3 separate regions of the Homo sapiens genome follow, and regions 2 and 3 are each linked to region 1. The links are chromatin contacts, found by Hi-C or POLR2A ChIA-PET in ENCODE. All regions are on one chromosome and are shown on one strand. Each heading gives the region's core, a stretch centred on a gene start or an enhancer-like site at or near the end of the contact. The rest is flanking DNA. Distances are from core to core; before and after follow the strand shown.

What was found. A loop is a pair of places that touch in the nucleus more often than their neighbours do. ChIA-PET counts read pairs that join two places held with the same protein, here RNA polymerase II (POLR2A). Pooled maps may share reads with other maps.
Region 2: a pooled map shows a loop between it and region 1 (6-fold over the local background). The contact joins the promoter of CACFD1 here to the enhancer-like site in region 1. A Hi-C loop is called at or near these places in 3 of 37 single-sample maps with no recorded cell type and 13 of 50 pooled maps. POLR2A ChIA-PET finds 5 or more read pairs at or near these places in 1 of 52 experiments (PC-9).
Region 3: a loop to region 1 is called in a pooled map, with 4 times the contacts of the local background. The contact joins the promoter of AK8 here to the enhancer-like site in region 1. A Hi-C loop is called at or near these places in 1 of 168 maps with a recorded cell type or tissue (B cell), 4 of 37 single-sample maps with no recorded cell type and 9 of 50 pooled maps. POLR2A ChIA-PET finds 5 or more read pairs at or near these places in 2 of 52 experiments (OCI-LY7 and activated CD4-positive, alpha-beta T cell).

Annotation. Positions count from the first base shown.
Region 1 is chr9:133,142,789-133,146,093 of GRCh38, forward strand. It overlaps a transcript of RALGDS not described here. Among named protein-coding and RNA genes, the nearest start is that of GBGT1, 19 kb to the right of the region's middle. RefSeq lists enhancers at 300-429, 480-569, 1,022-1,581 and silencers at 1,728-1,827, 1,858-1,977. Within about 2 kb of position 1,668, at least 27 of the 41 ENCODE cell types and tissues checked have a DNase peak (open chromatin) inside an H3K27ac peak, as active enhancers do; they include B cell, where a contact is called at or near this core.
Region 2 is chr9:133,458,307-133,461,611 of GRCh38, forward strand. CACFD1 (calcium channel flower domain containing 1) reads left to right here and starts at 1,672. Exons shown (of 5, transcript NM_017586.5): 1 at 1,672-1,881. The coding sequence starts at 1,761. It overlaps ADAMTS13 (ADAM metallopeptidase with thrombospondin type 1 motif 13), which reads left to right. Exons shown (of 29, transcript NM_139027.6): 29 at 668-1,080. The coding sequence ends at 874. RefSeq lists silencers at 1,268-1,487, 1,498-1,597, 1,888-2,187.
Region 3 is chr9:132,876,569-132,879,873 of GRCh38, forward strand. AK8 (adenylate kinase 8) reads right to left here and starts at 1,716. Exons shown (of 13, transcript NM_152572.3): 1 at 1,604-1,716. The coding sequence starts at 1,687. It overlaps SPACA9 (sperm acrosome associated 9), which reads left to right and starts at 2,330. Exons shown (of 4, transcript NM_001316897.2): 1 at 2,330-2,446.

The sequences.
Region 1 (3,305 bases), core at 418-2,917:
CCACCACTTGGGGCCTAGGGCCTCCCAGCCCCGCCCTGCCCAGCAGCCGGGCCCAGCCCTGACCGTTGGAAGGCCACTGTAATTGGAAGGAATGTGGTCCTGGTGCCTGGCCCTTCCCAGGCTTGTGTGCACACGGGGAGGCGCCATTGCCAAGCTGCCACTACCTAGCTGTGGGAGTTCCTTCCCCTTCCAGTGCCTCAGTTTCCCCACCTGGAAGTGAGGATGGCAGTGGCACTTATCTTGCAGAGTGCTGAGCAGATACAAGGGACACTTTAGCACAAGGCCTACAGGCTGGCTGTCATCACCAGGCACCTCTGCAGCAGGGGACAGAGGGAAGGACTCTGTGGAGAATAGTCCTGTGGCTAGCGTGCAATGGTGACTGACCACGCCACTGATGGCAGAGTGGCCACTGAATCCAGGTCCCCAGGCTCGCAGCCCATGCCTTCTCCACAAGATCTGTCTGCCCCATACCCCTGAGCCTTCCACAGAAGCCAGGGTGCTTCCCACAGGCCAGGCACCCAGCGCCAGCCAGGTGTACAGAGGCCAGTATCTGCTGTGTGAATCAATCGCTGAACCAACTGTCAAGGACCAGCAGCCTCAGGGGCGGGCCTGGTAGCTCGGTGAGCGAGGAGGTGGTGGGAGGGCCTTGTGCGGGTAGGGAGGTGACAGTAAGAAATGGCCTCTTGCTGGATGCAGTGTCTCAAGCCTTTAATCCTAGCAGTTTGGGAGGCCGAGGCGGGGGGAATCCCTTGAGCCCAGGTGTTTGAGACCAGCCTGGGCAACATGGTGAAACTGTTTCTACAAAAAAAATCCAAAAATTAGCTGGGAGTGTTGGCGTGCACCTGCCGCCCCAGCTACTCTGGAGGTCTGAGCCCAGGAGGTCGAGGACGCAGTGAGCCGTGATCTGGCCCCTGCACTGCAGCCTGGGCCACAGAGCAAGACCCTGTCTCAATAATAATAATAATAATAATAATAATAATAATAACAACAACAACAACAATAATAATAATAATAATAATAATAATAATAATAAAATAAAGGAATGGCTTCCACTCATTCCACTCCTGGGCCAGCGGCCCGCTGTGCACTCCGCTCCCTTTCGCTGATGCCATGTGAGCAGCTCCATGGCGGGGACCTGACCCCTGCTCCTCAGCCCCACACTGCCTCGCCCCTTTGTATATCAAAGGCGCCTCTGAGGGGCTGTGCTGACCCCCACCAGGAGCAGCAGGACCACCTCAGGCATCCCAGCTCCCCTGAGGCAGGGTCTGGGGCTGGGGTTGGGGGGAAGGACCCCTCAAGTCTCTATCTGCACAGACAGCCCACCCGTGCCCAGGGCTGCCTTCCGAGCACCCGCAGACCTGGGCCTGCAGTAACAGGAGAGCTATCTGCAAACCGCAGTGTCATCAGCCGCACGGCCTCTGGAGAGGCCTGAGAAAGGCCGGCTCAGCTTGCAGGCGAGGAACCAAACGAAAGGCAAACTCCTGGCCCCTGCAGCCTCGCAGGTCCCCTATCCCTCCTCCCTGCCTTCCTTTCCGCCCCGCTGACACCACGGTCTGCAAACCATGGTCCTCCTCGCCACCCCTGTCACCTCCTCCTCCGCCCCCCGCCGGCCTCCGACGCAAAGTCGCCACCCAGTCACCCCGCCTCGGCCCCGCCTGGTTTGATTTCCTCCCGTGTGTGTCACCCATGAGGTGGCCGTGCCCCTGGCCTGTTTACAGCTGTGCGCAAGCTCCTCGCGACCCGAAAGCGAGACCTTTGTCTGCGGCAGCTCCGCGCCGGGCTGGGCGGCCGCACGGGAGGGCACAGCGCCACCTGCTGGTGCTGCCGCCAGAGCGCGCCAAGCTGAGGAGCAGGCGGGCTCCGCTCACGCCCCCACACCCCCTGGCTGGGGGCTGGGTTCCTGCGATGTCTTCCGACTCCCCGCTGCTCCCCTAGTCCCCGTAGGCACGCGGGTACCCGGCCTTTGGGAGGGGGATCATTCCCAATACTCCTGTTACGGGTTGAACTGTGTCCCTGAACAAAAAGATCTCTGGTACCCGTGAATGAGATCTTATTTGGAAATAGGGTCTGTGCGGATAGAATCCGGATGAGGTCATACTGGATTAGGGTGGGCCTTAATCCAATGACTGCTATCCTTATGATAACAGGGAAAATTGGACAGACACGCACAGGCGGACAGACACGAACTGATGAAGGCACAGTTTGCAGTCACACGTCTACAAAACCAGGAACGAATGCCAAGGAAACTGGCAGCCACCAGAGGTTGGAAGATGCAAGGAAGTATCCTCTCCTAGAACCTTCAGAGACAGCATGGCCTTGCTGACCCCTGGATTTTGGACTTCTGGCCTTTAGAACTGTGAGAGAATACATTTCTGTTGTGTTGAGCCACCCAGCACTTTGTGACAGCAGCCCAGGAAGCTGACCCGATAGACACTGGTCCCAGTCATCACCCTCTGTGCCATCACCACACCTCCCCTCCACGAATCAACCACGACCACAGGACACCTCCTTCTGGAATCTCTCTGTGCCCACGCACTCCCCAGATGAGCACTTCCCCTTCCCCTGGCAACTCCCCGGATTCTTGTTACCCCCACCCCCCGCCCCGGCATGGCCTGGGCCCAGGAGACAGATACGAAATGAATGAGTGAATATCCACCTTTGCTACTTCGTCATATTCAGATGTTCGTAAAAATCTGTATGTTCGTCATATTCAGATGTTCGTAAAAATCAAGTGGCAGCAGTGCTGGGGGTTAAGGAAATGGGGAGAGTGATGGCAGATGTGTGAGGGGAGACAAGGGGCACTTCCAGGTACTCACAGCCACCCTGGGAGCTGGGACAGCCAACCAGTGTGTTCTCATGCTCCCAGCCCCTGAGGCTCAGAGAGGGGAAGCCATCTGGGTCACCAAGCTCCTGCCTCTTGCCAGTTCTGTGACCCCAAACTAGCCATTGTGCCTTTCAGGGCCTCCCCAGTCTCCTGACCTGCACAATGGGGATGGTTCTAACGTCTACTTCCTGGGGACATCACCACGCTAATGTGAGACAATACTACAAAACCTGTTAGCTGCCTCACAGACTTAGAGATGGAAGGATTAGGAAGGAAAAGGGCCTTCAGAGACTGCAGGGTCCTGCTGACCCCTGGATTTTGGACCTCTGGCCTTTACAACTGTGAGGAAAGAAACTTCTCACAGGGGCGAGACACAGCCCGGAATACAAGTCGGACAGGCTGGGCACTGGTGCTGTGATCTGGGGAAAGTCACTCCCTTCTTGGTCTGGTTTCCTCATTTGCACCATGAACGGGTTGAAAA
Region 2 (3,305 bases), core at 422-2,921, 320 kb after region 1:
GCACTTTGGGAGGCCCAGGAGGGCAGATCACTCAAGGTCAGGAGTTCGAGACCAGCCTGGCCAACATGATGAAACCTTGTCTCTACTAAAAATAGAAAAAGTAGCCAGGCATGGTGGCGTGTGCCTGTAATCCCAGCTACTTGGGAGGCTGAGGCACAAGAATCACTTGAACCCGGGAGGTGGAGGTTGCACTAAGCCCAGATCGCACCACTGCACTCCAGCCTGGGCAACAGAGTGAGACTCTGTCTCAAAAAAAAAAAAAAAAAAAAAGCGAAATGGTAAAGAATGGTAAAGACCTTTCTGATGTAGACTGACAGCTAACCCAAGACTGAAGCATAATTTTACAGTCTGATATAACTTGGACAGAATAGCACCCTGCACCCTCCCCGAGGTTTCAAGTGTCCTGGGAGAACTGTGTTCTGCAGGGTATCAGCTTCCCCAGAGGAGGCAGCCTGGCCCCGCTCTGGCACCCTGACTGTGTGTCCTTGGGGAAGTGATGTAACGTCCCTGGACCTCGGTTTTCTGGGTAGAGTAATGGCGTATTCCTAGTAGGGCTTTGTAAGCATTAAATGTGATCCGGAATCTGTGAGCCCTTGCACACGAAGGCTTCCGTGAGTGCTAATTATTACTTGTGGCCGGTCCTTCTGGGCTGCCCCTTTTCTCTCAGATCCGGGACACCCACAGCTTGAGGACCACAGCGTTCCATGGGCAGCAGGTGCTCTACTGGGAGTCAGAGAGCAGCCAGGCTGAGATGGAGTTCAGCGAGGGCTTCCTGAAGGCTCAGGCCAGCCTGCGGGGCCAGTACTGGACCCTCCAATCATGGGTACCGGAGATGCAGGACCCTCAGTCCTGGAAGGGAAAGGAAGGAACCTGAGGGTCATTGAACATTTGTTCCGTGTCTGGCCAGCCCTGGAGGGTTGACCCCTGGTCTCAGTGCTTTCCAATTCGAACTTTTTCCAATCTTAGGTATCTACTTTAGAGTCTTCTCCAATGTCCAAAAGGCTAGGGGGTTGGAGGTGGGGACTCTGGAAAAGCAGCCCCCATTTCCTCGGGTACCAATAAATAAAACATGCAGGCTGACCGGCGTTTTTTTCTTATAAGCTGTCCAGACCTGGCTTGAAAACCCATCCCATGGCAAGGCAGGGATTCGCTGGCCGCGGTTGGCTCTATCTTGATCTGAGCAAGCCGCTGGACGTCCCTAGTTATCTTCTTCCTATCCAGGAAGAAAATCCAATCAGGATTCCACTCCGAGGATGGCGCATTAGCCAGCTCCCTGCGAAGCCCCACCCGTGTGTCCTGGTGTGAGGCTCTGACCGCTAAGGTGTCTGCGCGCCTCCAGGCCCCGCCCCCTATGCTAATAAGCGCCCGCCTCCTTTGGGAGCAAGTCGCCGCAAACTGCGAGCCCCCGCCCCCTACGCTAATGACGCCCGCCCCCCTCGGGCACACCTCTCCGATGCCTGCGAGCCCCGCCCCGTATGCTAACGAGCTCCCCACCCCCAGCTCCTCGCCGCAGCCTGCGGGTCCCGCCCCCTACAATAATGAGCACCTACCTCCCCTCAAACGCCCCTAGTCGCGGCATGAGGGTCCCGCTCACTATGTTAATGAGCACCCGCCTCCCTTCGGGCGCGCCTCGCCGCAGCCTGAAAGCCCCGCCCCCTATGCTAATATGCTCCCTCTCCCACAAGGCAGCGCGCCGGCTCGGACGCGGCCGGCTACCGAGCCCTTTGTGAGGGCTGTGAGCTGCGCCTGACGGTGGCACCATGAGCAGCTCAGGTGGGGCGCCCGGGGCGTCCGCCAGCTCTGCGCCGCCCGCGCAGGAAGAGGGCATGACGTGGTGGTACCGCTGGCTGTGTCGCCTGTCTGGGGTGCTGGGGGCAGTCTGTGAGTATCCAGTCGGGGAGAGGGGCCGGCCCCGCCGCGCATGCGCTCCTCGCCCTGCCCTGCCCCGCCCCGCCCCGGCGGCCCCAGGGGAAAGGACCCGCTGGGGGTCGGGGGTCTGCCGGGCGCCTCCCGGGGCGGAGGAATGGCGGGGCCGCCGGGAGCCGGCGTCCTGGGGTTGCCATGGTTACCCGCTCGGGCCTGGGCGCCTTGGTACCCCGGGCTGGGCTGGGCTGGCGCTTCTGGGAACATTCCCGGAGGGACCAGAAACCCCAGGGCGGGGGGGCGGCGGGGGCGGGGGTGGGGCACCGGCCTGGGGCACGTGACTGAGCCCTCCCCCCGCTCCCCAGGGGCTTTTGTGAGACTTTCTCGGTGATGCTCACGGGGCGCATGCCCACCTGGCCCGTACTAAAGCGTCAACTGTTGACTTGGGCGTAGGTGACGGCAGCCACATTGCTAACCTTTGGGCAAGGATTGTTTGTAAGGGAGGCGGGTGCACGGCTGGCTAGATTTCTGGCAGGAAGCCACTGGGCGGAAGTTTGCTGAGGGTCAGGTGGTGTCAGGGCACAGGTGGCCCCTGGGGCCGCGGGGCAGTGAGCTGAGGGCCCGGCCTCTCCCTGGGTCCTCTGTCCGCTCTCATATCTCCCCCGTTGCTGCTGCCTTAGCCGCCTGTCACCGGCCTTCCTCCCCTTCTCCGCACGCATCCCAGTCACAGACCCTGACCTTAGGCTGCCAGGGAAGCTAGGCTCTTAAGCACAGCCAGAAAAGGACAAAGAGGGAGGCAGGTCAGCTCCAGGAGTGAATGGAAGCCGTACAGCTGGCCTTCCAGGGAAAGACAAGTCTGTCTGAGTGATACCCTTTCCTTTCCTGTCTGCCCTCAATCTTGTGGATTACTGGAGTGGGCAAGGTCTTAGAGAATGTCTGTCGAGGATGTCTGCAGGTTTTAAACAGTGCCTGCCTGGCAGAGAGGGCTAGCTCTGGGCCTGGGCAGGGCAGGCCCCATCAGCAATCCTGCCAGAAGGACCACCTTTTCAGGGTCACCTTGGGTTCCACAGCCTTTCCAGGTGGGTAGAGGGTGGAGGGAGGTTGAGGCAGGAGGGTGCTGGGCTAGGAGTGTGCTGCCCTCGCTAGGCATGCCCTTATCCAGAGGCAACGGATACGGTAGGGCAGGCCCTACCCCCAAATCACAAAAAGGCCCCGAGTTTGTGTCACTGCTCTTCAGGGCAAGTACGCTTTTGACTTTGTAGGAGAGACTGGTGGGTTTGAAGTTAGGCATTGGATCCAGTCCTGTCATGTCTGGTTAGCTGTTTTCCCTGCAGATTAGGGTGGGCAGTGCAGTGGGGTGACATGGTCAGTGGTGAGAAAGGAAAGGTCCTGACTATGGCCTGTAGGCCACACCTCCTTCCTTCTTGGTCAGTGGCCCTGCC
Region 3 (3,305 bases), core at 466-2,965, 270 kb before region 1:
CTACAGTTCAGGTAATCCTATTGTACCAATGCCAGTTTCCTGGTTTTGACAATGTGCTACAGTTATGTTAGATGTTATCACGGGGGCAATGTGGGAGGGGAGACCAGAAATCCATACTATTTTTTAACTTCCTGTGAATCTAACATTATTTTAAAATCAAAAGTATAAAAAATGGAAATGGTCAAAAACATGGAGGGAATCCACAGATGACTAAGGACTGGAAATACTGGACTGAAAGCTTTCTTGTTGGGAGGCCGAGGCAGAAGGACTGTTTGAGCCCAGGAGTTCAAGACCAGTCCGGGCAACATAGCAAGACCTCGTCTGTACTAAAATTAAAAAAAAAACATTAGCCAGGTATGGTGGCCTGCACCTGTAGTCTCGGCTACTCTGGAGGGACTAAGGCAGAAGGATTGCTTGAGCCCAGGAGTTCAAGGCTGCAGTAAGCCATGATTGTATCACTGCACTCCAGCCTGGGCAGCAGTGCAAGACCCTGTTTCAAAATCAATAAAAGCTTTCCTGGGCAATTCCTCCAACAATCAATGTGGAAAACACACCAGGTTCTCTAGAGCAGACAACAGGGCTCCAGATGATCCCCCATCCTGCCCTGACCTGCTGACTTCTAACCCAGCTAGCTATTTGATTTGTGATTGGCCACTCAAGCAGTTTTAGGAATCTCTTGCTCTCCCTCTATCAGTTAACACTTTCCGAGGGAAATGTGTTTGATGGAGGTGCAGACACGGGTTTCTTCGTCTGGGCTCAGCTGTCTAGTGTGCAGGGCAGAACCTCAAATGACCACAGACACCACTATGCCCTCCATGCCATGCCCCTGGGGATGGGGTGTACCCTGGGAAGCAGACAAATGATCTGAAAACTGAGCTCCAGCTTCCCCTTGCCTCTCAGAACCTTTGAGTGGCTGAGAGTTCTTCCCCTCCAGCTCCTGAAAGCCTTGACCTCCACCACGTGCAAAAGGGAAAACTGGGGCCCTGGCGGGGACGGGGCCTCGCCCAAAGTCACACGGTGAGCTGGGGGCCCAGTCAGGCCTGGAGCCAGAATGAGAGCTTCGGAGCTGCCGGGGACGTCTGGCCCTGAGGAGGAGGGACCAAGGTGGGAGATGCTGCTGTCCCAGAGGCGGCCCTCTCTGAGGATGGAGATGCCAGCTTGAACTCGGACAATGCCCACCTCAGAAACCTGGGCCGAGAGGCTCCCCACAAATTCGACAGATGGTAATTGTCAGCGCCGGGAGAGCCCCTGGGAGACCACCTCTTGCAACCTGGCATTTCACAGGTGGGGAAACCGAGAAAAGGAAAGGACTGGTTCCAGACCATAAGGCCCGCTGGCGGCACAGCCAGGACCAAATCCCGGCTCGAGTGGCCCCCTTCCTCCCCCTGGGTCCGCCTGAGGCAAACCCGGGCAGGACCAGGAGCGTCCCCAGCTCGAGGGCCCCCTCGGGGTCACGGCGACACACGAATCGTACATCCCGAGTTGGGCTGCTTCGTGGGCGCGCGACTCGGCCCCAGCTGCGGGTCCCGGCCGCGCACCCGACGTCGCAGTGGAGGCTCCCGAGCCGCCGCCAGCGTCGCGACGGGCAGGGGTGTCCGGTCACCTGCATCAACTCGAAGATGTGGTTCTCCTCCCCGTACTGGGGCATCTCGGGGGGGATACGGTGCGGGGCGATAGTGGCGTCCATGTAGCCGTCTCGGCTCGCCGCTCCCTAGTAACCGCGTCGCTAGGGCCGCCGCGCCGACTGCGTCATCAGCACGCGCCGCGGCCCCGCCCTGCAGGCTCCGCGCCGGGCCCAGATACCCGATCCTCGGTCGCGCGGGTCGCCCCCGCCCCGACCTCCCCGGCTGACGCGCTCTGCGGCTCGGGCAAGTTCTTTCCCCAACCCCGGCCTCGCTTTTCCCATTTGCGCATCTTAGCGGGGGACACCCTCAGGTGGCTTCCAGCTGGGCCTCCTCGTATCTGAGACCCCCGACGAAACCCAGAAGGGGCAAGTCGGCCCTCCGAGGGGACGGGAGGCAGAACCTGCTTCTGGTTCTGTCAGTGCTCCCCGGCCCGGCTCCCTGTGCCTCAGTTTACCCATCTTTAAAACAGACGCGGGAATAAATGTGGGGGAGGGTGTTTGAAGGGGGAGGGGCGTCCATGAGATGGGCCGGAGGTTCGAGGATCGGGTGGAAATCCTCAGCCCAACTCCTAGAGTCGAGCCCCGGTAGACCCCTCCCAGCTCCCCGGCTCTGGCCAAGCCGCCAAGTGACCCGATTGCTATGGCACCGGCGGTAACAATCACGCCCGCGGCCCCGCCCCTTCTCGCCCGACGTCCCCACCCACCCTCGCCTCCCAAGTCCTGGAACGGGCCTCCCCACCCTCCGGGGCACCGACACTCACGGAGTCACTCCAACTTCTCTGGGTGCTCCGTGGAGCGAAGAGCGCTCTAGGACAAGCAAGGGTAAACAGGGATGAGTGTGGGTGGGCCCACTCGGACCCCACCCCGGCCTCTGGGTCAGAAACTGGAAGCTGGGGTGGAGGATGGAAAGATGGAGGGGTCCGGAGGATGGAGGGGCCTGCACAGCTGTCTCGGGGTGGGGGCGAGGGGAAGGTTCGCGCTGGAGACGGAGCTTTTTAAGTCGTATGAATTCCCAGTGGTACGGGGCAGCTTGATATTTTATTAGTCGCAACACTGAATTGGGATCTCTAGCTCTTGTCTGTTGCCGTTAATCGTAGGAGCTGTAAGAGTTTGTTGAACTCTTTGTGCTCTCGGCAAAATTCTGTTGTCTCTGTACCTTATGGAGAGGGAAAATGGCACAGTCAATGCAGACAGCCCCAGCTTCAAGTTCTGGCTCCGCTTCTTACTGTGTGAGCTTGGCAAACTCTCTGCTTGCTCCGTGCCTCACTTTCCTGCCCTGTGAAGAGGGAACTGCTGAAGGATTTCAGGAGCTAATGTATTGGAGAGTAATTGGCATGCAGTAAGCACACAATATATGGGGCTACTATTAGTAGTAGTATCTCATTTAATCGTTCCAACAATCCTGTGAAATAGGCACCTTCATTCCCATTTTACAGATGAGAAGTTGGAGGATTAGAACAATGAGGAGTGGTTGGCTGGGTAACTTTGGGTGAGTCACTTCCCCTTTCTGGGCTTCTTTTCTCATCAGTTGTTGATCATACAGCCTTAGAACCAGAAGGCCTCTTGAAGAAGAGGCTAATCCAAACTCTCTCATTTGACAGATGGATAAACTGAGGCCCAGAAAAGGGGGAAATCTTGGCTAGGGCCACTGGTTAGATTGGGCAGAGCCAGGGCATGAACT